2 separate regions of the Homo sapiens genome follow, and region 1 is linked to region 2. The links are chromatin loops, found by intact Hi-C in ENCODE. Cell type or tissue: PC-3. All regions are shown on one strand.

Region 1 (2,500 bases), 940 kb before region 2:
TGGGCAGGTTATTACACTTCTTATGCTACGGTGTTTCCTTCTCCAAAATGGAATTAACAATAATATATCTCGAGCTGTGTTTTGAGGGTTAAATAAATTAATACATGATTTGCAATTATAACAGTTCTTAGCACTAGCAATAGTCAATTTTATGGCAGGGTCAATACATTTTTTTCTATCTGGGGCTCCTCTCTCTATCCCTAGAATTCAGTGTCTTATCCAAATTAATATTTATTTGTCTTAAAGATAGAAAAGTAGGGAATATCTTTTATGTTGATCAAGTCAACATTTAGACAGTGTTAATCCTTTGATATTTAGTTATCAAATAATTCAGATATAGCTAAGTTATCCACAGGGATTTCAATATGTACCTGAAAGAAGTAAGAGCAAGCAGCTCTAAACATTTTTATTAACCTACAAAGTGTTATTCATTCCATTCATTTGCATCGATTTTCCTTTTTTTTCAGCAATCTGTCATGCTTAATTTAGTCCTTCCTTTCTCACTAGGTTAAGAAAATATAAATGAGTCTAGAATTCATTCATTCATTCATTCGTTCATTCATCATGTACCTGTTGTGAAATGCCAAGCCTTCTGCTAAGCTCTGTTGTGCAATCTTAAAATCTTGTGGCAAAAGACACATATTAAACCAATGAGCAACAAAACAAGCGTATAAATTAAAAATGTGAGAAGATTTTGAAATGGTCTTTCTTTTGCTTTTTTATGCTTTCAATATGATCTTTATGACATATCAAATGTTTAAGCTTTTATTAAAATTGAATATTTTACCTTCACTTTGTTATATGTTAAATAATTGATAAGAAATGATTGGGCAGAAAGGGAAACCATGAAAAGAGCATTAGTTGATCTAGCTTCTGGTTTCAACTTTGACACTAACTAACAATATGATTTGAATAAGACATGAACACTTTAGTCTCATTTTTCTCAATTGCAAAAGTAGGCAGTCGTCTGAAATCTCTCCCAGAGCTATTATATTTGTTATTTTAGGAATAAGTATATCTTTACAGCAATTTTCACATGTTGTTTGAATGAGGTAGATTGTAGCATTTTAATTTCACAATTGTAATTACTTTTTTCAACCTATCAACCTATGGGATTACAAGCATCTTGAAGTTGGCTTCTGAATCGTCTTCATTTTTGTGTACCCAGAATGCTCAGTGCAAATTTTGTTGAATGTTGAATGTAGTTTTAAACTGTATTTGTGATGGCAAATAGTCCTAAAAGACTTTTCATTAAGTTTCCTGGGATGACCAACGGAAACAAGTCTGAACCTATGTTTCTGAGTACATTGAAAAGAATAGCAAGTGTTTCATAAAGGTTAAGTTTTAAGGAACAAGGGCTATGCTTGGTTGGACTTTTCACATGTGAAACTGCGTTCACAAGTCTTTAATTTTATCTGTGTCCAGCAGATGGCACTAGTGCCTCAAATAAAACTCCAGTTTGAAGAAAATGTAAGGTAACGCATACCTTAAAACTAAGCAGATGTCATGAAAATCCAAGAGAATATCACACAAATATTCAGATCTGTATAGTTAAATGAAACATGAAATTGTTGAATAAGTATTTATCTTTTAAAAAATTCTCTGAATTTTATGTTTGTAATTCATCGCAATTATTCTAGAAAAGTAAAAGACTACATAGGGGGAGAAAACAAACACAAACGGGAAATATTCCAGAAGAAAAAGTTCCTCCAAGGTCAGGACATGCTCCAAGATGCTTTTTGGCTATATCTTCTCTGCAAAATTTATGAAAAATAATCACAAAAAGCAATAAAAAGTATTCAATTTCTCCTTTTTCTAAGCTGTCTCTTGTCTTTGTTATATTTTAGTACCCTACCAATTGTATACAATTATGAAAGAGACATGCGTGAGATACTGTTGAAAATTATAGAAGAAAAGCAAGAATAAAGCAATACTTCTAAAACTTAACTTGAGAAAATTATTGTTGTTCAGAAAGACTTTTTGGCATTGAAAGCCTTGATTCATAATAACATCCTCCTTCTTGAATATTGTTATTTTCCTTTTCCCAATCAAGTAATCAACAGTTTTCCTTTTCTTTTAAAATATGAAATGAACAAATGTTTACTCATAATATCTTAAAATGTCATTTTTTTATTAGTAAAAATCTTTACTTCATTTCTTATTATATGCAATTAGGCTATATTAGTTTTTAACTATTTGTAACTTTTAAATTTGATATGTTCACCCTTTCTTTTAATCTATTTTTTCAAACCTAATAAATATTATTAGCTGATTGAAATTAACAACTCATTTAAAAGAAACAGAATTTTATAATATCCTGTTTCTTCCTCAGAGTAGTTTGATAGTATTAACGTAATAACTATTCTCACTTTATTCAATAAGATCAAAGTAAAGATTTGGGGGAAGCATAGAAACAACATTTATTTGCCTTAACTGGATCTTTAATACAGCACCTCTACTTAAGAAATTTAAGAAATACTCTGAGAAGCTATTTATATAG
Region 2 (2,500 bases):
AGGGGGCTGATTGATTTCCCTTTATCAGTTGTTGAAAGTGTACACTTGTGGGGCAATGTGTGGAAGAAGCTTGTCATTAAGTTGGAGGTTTGAAGCCTCCAACTAAAATGCTTTTATATTGCATTAAAATTTTGCTTCCTCAGAATTGTATTTCTTAAAGATAATGTTAATAATTAATTCCAAAGCCATATTTAATTATAAAGCATAATATGCCATAAGAGGTTGAGTAAATACTTTCAAAAATATTAGTCATAAACATCATAGTAAGAAAACAAAAAATTGCTCAAGTACTGCCTTAAGTATACTAAAATAATGGCAAACCATGACAAATTTAAGTTAATAAAGATATTTTTATATTCAGGTCAGCAACTGCAAATAAGAATGGAATGTAATTTGCAAATTTACTATGCCATTTGCATTAGCAAATATTAAAATATGCACTTTAAATACAGTTGTGTAGACTGGGCAAGAATGTGTGAATACACAATGATACTGTTTCTTTGAGAACTTTAAGACACTCACATCTAATCTATGTGTGTGTATTTTTCCACACTTGAGGGTTTTATAATCTTTTTGTTAGGCACTTTATGTTTAGGGTTTTTATTTAACCCTCTACAAATTTTTTATTTCTGACTCATGAAGCAAGTTCCCAGGATTCTGATTTTAAGGCATGTTTTTTAACTAAGATATTTTCTTTGTTGTCATTAAACCTATGAAACATATAGAAAATAAACTTAGAGAATTCAGCACTGAGACATCTTAAGTCTTTACAGAGATGCAACAATTTTCACAATATAAGCCTCCTAATGACATGGATTTTAAATGCTGTCATTTATATAAAAATAAAAAAATTAGGAAAGTAATAAAGGAATTGTCTATCAGTTTTTATGATGTAACTTTCACTGGGTAAGTTTTAGAAATAGTTTTTTAAAGCCATCACCCTCGTTCTTTTGAAACAATACTTCCATCTAGTGGACATTTTACTTAGGAAAAAACCTTTGATTTCAAATGTCAGTTTTTTCTTGTTATGAAATCAGCACTAAAGGAAAATAACAGGGACAATAGCAGAGATAATTTGTTCAAAATATTAAGCTCGCAAGGAACAAAATAGAAATCAAATGATTAAATTGTAAAACAAACCAAAGTATCTGCCTATATAAGACTTTCCTATGTTTAATACACTAAAAATTTGGTAAAAAATTGGCTAATTTATTGTAGAGAGCCAAACTAGATAACACAGGCCCTGGAGTAACTGTAACCAGAACCAAACTAAAACTTGGATTTTTTTTTTTAAGATCTGGTATAGAAGCTTTGAAACATACAGGCCAATAGAGATCATTCATTCATATATCAATTTTGGCAGCAACATTAACTGGGCTTCCATTACGTACTAGTCACTTTCTAACACCTGGCGGTACTGAAAATTGCTTCATTCACATAGTTCAAGAGGCTACCTATTAGTATCGGTAGTCTAAAATGAACTGTTGGAGGAATTTAAAGAAACCTTGGCCTCTGATGATACCTCTAACTTGAAACACAGTAGCAAAACAGCCAATCAGTTCAGATGCTTCGTTCAAATATTAACCATCCGGATCATTCCAAAATGTTAGCATGGTTGGATATTTTTAATTGATTGTGCTGAGTGTTAGTTTTAACTGCATTATCTCTAAAAGCAGGTTGAAGGCCTGCAGTATAAACTTCTGAAAACATGGAATCACAGTTCTTGTGATTGTTATCATGCTTTTCATGAACTTAAAACCAAAACCTCTACAAATGGTTCTTTAAAGTAGATTTAGAATTGATTTTATTTTATAAAAAGACCAATTTATTGATTGGATCATTATTTACATTTATTTTGGTTTAAAATTAAAATGACTAAACTGAGTGAACCTTTAACAATGTGAAATCGGTTTGCAGATGCAAGGGTGTTGGGGTTGAGGAAGGATGTTTCTGAGTCTCTTTTACCCATTACATTCCTGGACAATGGATGGCTCAACCCAGAGCAAACAAACTGGCTACCAGGGCAGTCTAAGGTTAAATGGAATCTCTTTACCTCTTTTGCACACTCTGAGGCTTCCTAATTCTAGGGCTTCCTAATGTTTTTTCCTGGATTTAGACATGTGAGCTAGTATTCCTCCATTGATTCCCATATATCTTTCTGGTGACAAAATGCCACTTTGTAATTATAAAACAGTAGTTTAGTGATATGGTCCTAGAATGTCTTCTCTGTAGGCTTAAAAAGTTAATCATCCTTGCTCTTTCACTGGGATGGAGAGAGTCTTACCAAATGTCGTTGTTATCATTTCAGTACTTTTTCTTATATGGGCCGCAAAATAATTCAGATATGAATAATCTTTAACCTCTAAAAACATATTCTCACTAATAGAAGTTATAACACAGATCTAAAGGTAAATCTGGTAGAATAGACCTTTTTGAGAATGAAATATTAAAAAGGTTAACAAACTGGGGAATGGTGTTGTGATCTATGTAAGCAATTGAA

Evidence for each region. Hi-C counts contacts between places; a loop is a spot of excess contacts. Peaks named below come from ENCODE experiments on the same cell type or tissue, not always from the same donor. Only the 100,000 strongest peaks of a DNase experiment are listed, where the experiment ranks them.
Region 1: it touches region 2 in a loop (11-fold over the local background); 97 of 110 quality-filtered maps call a loop at or near these places.

What each region holds. Positions count from the first base shown.
Region 1 is chr4:120,154,889-120,157,388 of GRCh38, forward strand. All of the region lies in intron 3 of MAD2L1-DT (MAD2L1 divergent transcript), which reads left to right. Among named protein-coding and RNA genes, the nearest start is that of MAD2L1-DT, 89 kb to the left of the region's middle. In PC-3, a CTCF peak has its summit at 1,429 (motif pointing right); no DNase peak of the experiment used is centred here.
Region 2 is chr4:121,095,876-121,098,375 of GRCh38, forward strand. No RefSeq gene overlaps it. Among named protein-coding and RNA genes, the nearest start is that of NDNF, 25 kb to the left of the region's middle. In PC-3, a CTCF peak has its summit at 975 (motif pointing left); no DNase peak of the experiment used is centred here; H3K27ac peaks cover 436 bases.